Regions from separate parts of the Homo sapiens genome. Here region 1 is linked to region 2. A link is a contact called in ENCODE Hi-C data. All regions are on one chromosome and are shown on one strand. Each heading gives the region's core, a stretch centred on a gene start or an enhancer-like site at or near the end of the contact. The rest is flanking DNA. Distances are from core to core; before and after follow the strand shown. Region 1 overlaps TBC1D5 (TBC1 domain family member 5). Region 2 holds the start of PLCL2-AS1 (PLCL2 antisense RNA 1).

The links. A loop is a pair of places that touch in the nucleus more often than their neighbours do. Pooled maps may share reads with other maps.
Region 1: a pooled map shows a loop between it and region 2 (3-fold over the local background). The contact joins the enhancer-like site here to the promoter of PLCL2-AS1 in region 2. A Hi-C loop is called at or near these places in 5 of 37 single-sample maps with no recorded cell type and 3 of 50 pooled maps.

What each region holds. Positions count from the first base shown.
Region 1 is chr3:17,395,951-17,400,600 of GRCh38, forward strand. All of the region lies in intron 8 of TBC1D5 (TBC1 domain family member 5), which reads right to left. Among named protein-coding and RNA genes, the nearest start is that of PLCL2-AS1, 340 kb to the left of the region's middle. Within about 2 kb of position 3,226, at least 3 of the 41 ENCODE cell types and tissues checked have a DNase peak (open chromatin) inside an H3K27ac peak, as active enhancers do.
Region 2 is chr3:17,052,633-17,056,913 of GRCh38, forward strand. It overlaps PLCL2-AS1 (PLCL2 antisense RNA 1), which reads right to left and starts at 1,952. Exons shown (of 3, transcript NR_046640.1): 1 at 1,894-1,952. All of the region lies in intron 4 of PLCL2 (phospholipase C like 2), which reads left to right. RefSeq lists an enhancer at 1,788-1,977.

The sequences.
Region 1 (4,650 bases), core at 1,976-4,475, 340 kb after region 2:
TATTTTGCTTTTATCTTAAGTGTCAAATGAGGAAGGACTACAGGCCATTTGACAGAAGCATTATTTTTCATATTCCTGAAAATCTGTTTTCCCCCCTCTTTAATATTTAAGAAACACACACAGGTTGCCGACAACTCTTAGAGAGCGGCTTGTGTTGTAGTTTTCACTTTCTCGGCTGTGAACAAGTGCATATGTGAGGGCTGGTCGTGCATGCACAAGCATGTACTTTGCCTGCATTAAATAAAATCACAACACAACACCAAGTACATCCACTCATTCATGTGTGCCTGCAGTCCACCTCGAGGAGACTGAAAATATAAATACAAGCTGCTATTTTGGTGTGATCACAGGAATATGGCAGCTTGTATTTTTTTTTTCTCTTTAACATTTTAACACTGGGCAGATTGTCGGCATTAACACACACCAAAATCAATTCTGCTCTGAAATTGCTTGTAAAATCCTTCTTCCCAGAGGAATTTGTTTTTTATTTCAATAAAAAATGGGCTTGGAGGAAACTGTGTAGGAGATACCGACATTTAGGACATCTTAACTTTGTAAAGTGTGACATCAATGGACCAAATTACTGGGAGTATTTCTTTTTCAAAATAGGAACTGAGAAAGAGGATCTTTAAATTAAAAAAAAAAATCAATAAATTACTCAGTAAAATAACTTTCGAATATGCTTAACATAGAAAAAAATTCAAAACTAATCTAGTTTCCATCCACATACTACAATGTAACATAATAACTACATTTGACCAAAAATTCAGGAAAGATTTACTGTAAAAATTCATGTCATTTTCTAAAGGTGAGAGAAAAGAAATAAAAGTAAATGTTTCACAGAGGCCATATCTAAAAGTTCAACATGAATAAAAAGCAAAATGTAGACATTTACATTACATATTACACAAAAATAAAACAATAATGAATTATCATTCCAATTTTAATATTTGTGCTGCTGGGGCGAGCATAATAATGAATTATCTATACAGCACTGTCCAAAGAACTTTCTGTAAGAATGGAAGTATCCTCTGTAAGAGTTGTCCAGTACAGTATATACAGTAGCCATTATCAGCTATAGCTACTGTGATGACTAAAATTTTTAATTTTATTTAAATTTATATTTAAACAGCCACATATGCCTGGTATCTACCAAACAGTACAGCACATATCTATAATTTTTAAAAAAGAATTTAAAGAATTTTTTTTTACTTCCCTACCTGCTCCTTTTCTCTTGCAAGCAATTATTAATGAATCCAGAAAATATCAAATAAGGTGTGTTTTAATTGAGGAGACAAAGTTTGCTTGCAAAATATCAAATTATAAGACTTAAAAAACTGAGAAGACAAAATTTGCTTAAATAGATTATGTTTGAAGCATGGCATACATATACACTATAAACAAAAGGAAACATTAAGATGAGAAAGTTACTTTTTTTTAAGACAGGATCTCACTCTTTTACCCAGGCTGGAGTGCACTGGCATGACCACAGCTTACTGCAGTCTCAACCTCCTGGGATCAAGAGATCCCCCAACTGCAGCCTGCCAAGTAGATGGGACTACAGGTGTGTGCCACCATGTCTGGCTAATGGCTAATTTCTGTGTTTTCTGTGGAGACGGTTTTGCCATGTTGCCCAGGCTGGTCTCAAATTCCTGGGCTCAAGTGATCCTCCTGCCTTGGCCTCCCAGAGTGCTGGGATTGAAGGCATGAGCCAACACACCTGGCCCAAGAAAGCTGCATCTTTAAAAACTCACCATGGAGATACAAGTAAGAAAAAGAATAATTAAATTATGAATGAGCTACCTAAAATGTTAACTACAATAACTAGAAATACAAAAGATCAAATATTGAAGATGATAACAGCATATCAATAGGCAATCAGATAAACTTTTAAATATGGTCAAAGTTACAATTATAAAAGTCAGTTAAAGAAATTTAATCATTTAATTCAAGAGAGGGAAAACACATTTGAAGAAAAGATGAGACTATTTGGCAATAGCTTATAAATATGTTAATCTGCAAATGATGTTATAGATGCTGCATATATATTTTTAGAATAGACCTTGATAGACCAAATAACATACTTCTTTGGCATCTAATATGGAAATGATATTTTATCGTGAACTCACTATTTCCACCATTTTAAATAATACTGAATTTCTTTTAATGTTACAGCTTTTGAAACATGGCAACATTTGTTCAGAATAGACAATTCAAGTTCTAAATTAGAATGCTGTAAATGGAAATTCCTTGATTTACCTTTTGATTATCAGTTTTTTCAGTAATAAAAATGGGAATAGTAACAACCTCATTAGGTTAAGATAAAGAACAATTAATTGAAATGATTGCAAAACGCTTTGAGGCAAAAAAGGGTGACATAAAGGAATATTAAAATTGGCTGAAGAGGAAGATAATATTTAATACAGTGACGTATCCAGATCAAATAAATTAAATAATGATGGCAGAATCACAGCTCATGAAATCAAATTATCTTGTTTAAACTCATACTAGAAAGTTGATAATATTATTTTTTGAAGTGTGCTTATGTCTGTGAAAATTTAAAGATGTTTGAGATAATTACTAAAATTGAACAACACTGATCATCAGTGATAAGATTCACAATCAATGATCATTTATTAAGCATCAACTTGGTGATAACCAGTGAGACAAAAACAAGACTAGGTCCATGCCTTCAAAGGGTTTACTACTAGGTTTGAAAGGTAAGATCTGGGCTAACACAAGAGCTCTTGTACATACTGCTTCTCTTAATGACACCAATAATCCTGCATTGTAATTTTTTTTTCCTGTTTTCTCTGTAAGCTTCTTAAGGGTCCATATCACATTTATCTTGGCATCTCTAGTGCCTGGTACACTAAGGAGATCAATATAAATGTATTGAATACACTGACAGATGGACCTAAATAAATAAAAGACCAAACAAAATTAAATAATATTAAAAAGTTATTAAGAAAATTCTATAGAACACAGACTAGGCACAAATGATTTCCAATTGCCAAGACTGGAAAATGTTTCATAAACTTGGGTGATGAACTCAGGCCTTGAATGGTTAGCTGTTAGGAATCTAACAGGAAGCAGAGGGAAGCAGCATTCCAGCAGAGGAGAGCATGAAAGATTCCAAAACATTGAAAATGGAAAGCACAAAACCTGTTCATTGAATAATGCCAGAAGCACTTGTCTAAAAGGGAACTGGGTATGTATTAGAGAAACTGAGTAAGTCCATTCTTCTTCAGGGCACAGGGAGTCATAGAAAGTTCTGGATTAGGCAAATAGAGTGATTATAAATCTGCTTTGAGTAGAGTGATTAGGCTGTTAACACATGGAATGGACTGGAAGTGGAAAAACACTAGATCCCAAGAAAACAATTAAACAAGTAAGTGACTGTGGGCAGGAGGTAAAAAGGATCTGAAACAGAGCAGTAAAAACGGAACAGAAACTTATGAATGTGAGAAAACTACACATAATGATCCCCTAATTTGTATTTTGAAACATAAAATACATATCCCCAACCCATCTACCTACTCCTGTCTTTATTACTACATTTTTAGTCTAATAAATCGCTAACATTACCTAACTTGAAATACTCCAATAGACTCCTAGTTGCTTTTCCAGCTTCCATTCTTACATCCACCTTTGCCCCACTGCACAGCAGCCATAATTATCTTTGTAGGTATCATGCCACTGCTCAATGTCCTCCAAAAGCTTCCTATTGCAATCAGAATAAATCTTTACTTTTTACTGTGGTCTACAAGACTGTCCTGGCCTTTGCTCTCCTCTCAGATTTCCTTCTCTAAAGCACTTGCTCTAGCCGAACTGACTTCTTTTTGCTCCTCTAAACACTGAGCTCATTTTCATTGAGAAACTAACCTTGCCCTAGCTACTCCCTCTGTCTACATGTTCTTGCCCTAGTTCTTCAGATGTCTGGCCTTTAAATTTTTTCACATCTCAGCTCAAATGTCATCTTCTCAAAGATGTCTTCTCCAATCACTATTCCTAAAGTAGCCATCCCACTGGCTACTCTCCTTCTAGCTATCTAGTTACTCTGCCTTATTTCTTCAGAAAAATGATCACCCTCTGTAATTATTCTCTTTATCTATACATGCTTACTGTCTCACCACTCTCCCCGACACCACACTAAAATATACAACCTGTGATGGCAGCATCCTATCTGTGTTATTCACCACTCCACTCTGTCCCCCACAGTGCAAAGGGCAATTATGGAACATAGCGATGCTCCATAAATATACATTTTTTCAAAAATTCTTATCACAAAGCTAGAAAACAAGTAACACTTTATAACCTTATCTGGGCTGTACTTCTTTTATATTATTAGGAAATTCCTCATAGACTGAAATGAAAATCATATATTTTAGATCATATAGTACCTTATAAAGATGTAAACTAAATTTATACAAGCTATTCAGCTTTTACAATTAAATAATTTGGTGGACTTAAAATAAGACTAACCGCCTTACCTCACAAGCTAAGTATTTGCCAGAAAATTTATATAGAAATGACAAGGAGACTTAATCTAAATGTGGAGAGAGCCATGGGAGAGTCTTCAAGAGAATAAGATATGGAACCCTCCTGTGATGGTTAATATTGAGTGTCAACTTGATTGGACTGAGGGAT
Region 2 (4,281 bases), core at 702-3,201:
CTCCCCTGCCTTTCCTTCTGCCTCCTCCACCTCTTCTGCCTCTGCCACCTCTGAGACAGCAAGACCAACCCCTTCTCTCCTTCCTTCTCCTTAGCCTACTCTGCTAGAAGATGATGAGGATGAAGACCTTTGTGATGATCCACTTCCACGTGATAAATAGTAAATACATTTTCTCTTCCTCGTGATTTTCTTAATGTTTTCTTTTCTTTATCTTACCTTATTGTAAGAATATAGTACATAATACATATCATATACAAAATATGTGTTAATCAACTGTTTATGTTACCAGTAAAGCATCCATCAGGTCCAAAGTAGGCTATTATTAGTAAACTTTTTGGGGAGTCAAAAGTTACATGCAGATTTTTGACTGCATGCAGAGTCAATGCCCCTAACACCCCTGTTGTTGAAGGGTCAATTATATTTGCAAATGGAAACCTGAGAGCCTTATAACTTTTTGTTTTGTATTAGTCTGTTCTCGTACTGCTATAAAGAAATAACTGAGACTGGGTAATTTAGAAAGAAATGGGCTCATGCTTAATTGGCTCATGGTTCCACAGGCTGTACAGGAAGCATGATGCTGGCATCTTCTCAGCTTCTGTGTAGGTCTCAGGAAACTTACAATCATGGCAGAAGGTGAAGGAGAAGCAGGCCCATCTTACATGGCTGGAGCAGGAGGGTTGGAGGAGGTGATGCGCTCTTTTAAACAACCAGATCTCATGAGAACTCAAAAGGGGGGATGGTGTTGAACCATTCATGAGAACTCTGCCCCATGATTCAGTCACCTCCCACCAGGCCCCACCTCTAGCACTGGGGGTTATGTTTCAACATTAGATTTGGGTGGAGACACAGATTCAAACCATTTATTCTGCCCTGGCCCCTCCCAGATCTCATGTCCTTCTCACATTTCAAAATACAATCATCCCTTCCCAATAATCCCCCAAAGTCTTAACTCATTCCAGCATTAACTCAAAAGTCCAAAGTTTGATCTGAACAAGGCAAGTCCCTTCCACCTATAAGCCTGTAAAATCAGAACAAGTTACTTACTTCCAAGTTACAATGGGGATATAGGGATTGAGTAAATAATCCCGTTTCGAAAGGGAGAAATCAGCCAAAAGAAAGGGACTACAGGGAGCAGTGTCCAGGGGCTGTACAGAGCAGCTGGGCCCTGGACCTGGTCCATGAAACCATTCTTCCTGCCTAGGCCTCAGGTCTGTGATAGGAGGGGCTGTCAGGAAGGTCTCTGAAATACTTTTCAGGCCTTTTCCCCATTGTCCTGACTATTAGTATTTGCCTTTTAGTTATAAAATTTCTGCAGCCTGCTTGAATTCCTCCTCTGAAAATGGGCTTTTCTTTTCTACCACATGGCCAGGCTGCAAATTTTTCCAACTTTTATGCTCTGTTTCCCTGTTAAATATAAATTCCAGTTTCAGGTCATTTCTCTTCCTGTGCATATGAGCATAGGTTGTTAGAAGCAGCCAGGCTACATCTTGAACACTTTGCTGCTTAGGAATTTCTTCTGCCAGATATCCTAAATCATCACTCTCAAGTTCAAGGTTCCACAGATCCCTAGAGCAGGGATACAGTGCAGCCAGGCTCTTTGCTAAAGCATAGCAAAAGTGACCTCTACTCCAGTTCCCAATAAGTTCCTCATTTCCATCTGAGACCTCCTGAGCCTGGACTTCATTGTCCATGTCACTATCAGTATTTTGGTCACAACAATTTAACAAGTCTCTAGGAAGTTCCAAACTTTCCCTCATCTTCCTGTCTTTTTCTGAGCTCTCCAAACTGTTCCAACTTTTGCCCATTACCAGTTCCAAAGCTGCTTTCACATCTTCAAGCAATGCCCTGCTTCTCAGTATCAGTTTCTGTTTTATGAGGCTTCAGGAAACTTACAGTCATGGTGGAAGGCAAAGCAGGAGCAGTCATCTTCACATGGCCCAAGCAGGAGAAAGAGAGTGGGGAGGTGCCATACATTTTTAAACAACCAGATCTCTTGAGAACTTACTATATACTACCAAGGGGGGATGGTGCTAAACCATTTATGAGAATGCTACCCCCATGATCCAATTACCTCCCACCAGGACCCACCTCCAGCACTGGGGATTATATTTCAACATGAGATTTGGATGGAGACACAGATCCAAATCGTATCAGTTCTCATTTATGTCAGAATGTTTCTCAGCTCTGTTTTACAGAAGTGAAAGGTTCTTTCCTGGGAATTGAGAGACCCATGTTCTGGTGCCCTCTGTACCATGTCCCTGCTGTGTGACTTTAGTTTAGTCACTTGACCCTCTCTGCCTCATTTTCCTTCTTCTAAGTGGCAGTGGATTATGTGATTCCCTGATGGCCCTATGCCTTCTAAATTACAGTGAACTAAGATCAGTTACATAAACAGCAATTTGGGAATGGCTGGATTACAGTTACTGAAAAAGATTAAAAGATTAAACAAGTCATCCCATACAATGTTACAGGACACATAAATTGTAGCCCATCATCATTACTTTCAAGGAGGAAAGTTAACACTTTGAAGATGAGACACAGGAAACCTGCATCAGACTCCCAGGCCCCATTTGAAATCCACAGCATCTTTTCTCTTAAAGACTGGATATTGAACCACCACATCTTCTTTTAGGCATTTACTAATTAATTAACTAATAATTAGTGAAGTCAAGGGAAGAAGAGAAGTAGCAAGGTCCTCAGTGGCCTCTTTCTCATTTTAATTCCCTCACTAAGGACCTTCATCACTGATAAGGGATGGCAGAGGAAATGACCACAAAGACAACAACTAGGCCAACTCATTCAGAGCAAAAACTTCAAAATAAGCAACTGGTCTCTAGAAACCGCTGTCTCACCACACCTCAACCGTCCCTGTAACCTTCACCCTAATTCTGCTCTAAGATTCCCACATCATATATTCACAGAGTCATGCAAAGAAAAGAAGGATTCCCACATCAACTTTCACACGAATGTTATTTTTCATACGTGTGATCAGAATCCCCTGGGAATGCTTGTTGAAAATGCAGTCTCTTTACATCATTCCCAAAATATTGACCATCTGGGAGTGAGACTCAGGAATTTGCATTGTGGTGAGCACATTCAGGTTTTGAGAACTTCTCTTTTGAGGGTAGAGCAGAGCAGGCCCTCTTCTGAGTTCATGCTCTTTCCCTAAGCCTCTCTCCTCTGTCTCTCACAGGGAGAGTGTGAGTGACTGCTCAGACTCAGGCATGCACCAGCTGTGTGATTGAATGACAGCAAAATTATCTTTCTAGAGCAGCATAGAACATAGCTTTCACCAGTGACATTTCCCCAGTGCCACAAATGAAGGGGAGGGAAGTTTTGGGGACACTTGCCCTTCCCGGGGTACCTGTTCTGTGATTAAATCCCAACACTGTGCTCTCTTGTCACATCTTCCTCCCTCCTTCCTTCGTAAACCCATGGAGTCTCTGAAAGCATCCCCTTGTATTTAAATAGCAACTCTCAGGGTCATCTCAGCAGATGTTCTGCTGAAGAGGGGTCACGAGTAACTCTCAGGCTGTTTTTAACTCTGGCACTTGCATAAATAAACCATTTGGTTATGAGAATTCCCATTATAATTTCTTATTAAAGCTGAGAAGAACTACAATTCAAGTAAAGTCCACAGACAAAATGAATCACCTTTCTCATACAAATACCAGAAGGTTATATATATACACACATGTATGTGTGTATATTAGGTATCCTTAGGTTTAATATAAAGTGATTTGGCCCAGATTATCTCTAAGGCTTTTCCAGCTCTCAAATTCTATGGTCTACAAATCCTATAGTATATTATAAATATATAAGGGATTGTAAAAGGGAATATACAAATAATTGAATAAAAGTGAACAAATGCATTCTAAGAATGTTTTAACAGTATTTGGAGATAAACTTTCTTATAATAATAAGGAATATAAAGCAACTTCAATTAACCCATGTTCTTTTAGTATAGGTCACTGTATTCTCATTATAGGTCAGTGCTGTGTCAATAACATATTAACATATTAAAGAAAAAACACAGTCATGCATTTGTGGAATTTGTTTCATGACAAGTTATTATACTAATTACTTATTGGAGATGCAAAAAAAGGATAATAATGTCTATACCATCATGGAAAGTTACAGTAAAACACAACCAAGTGAGTGGTATAGATAACAGGTATAAATGAAATTTGAAGAAAGGAGCAGTCTCAGAGGCTTTTGTTGTTAGGAAAGGAGGTGGAGCTTGAACTAGGGGCTTGAGGGAATGCAGGATTTGTATAAGTT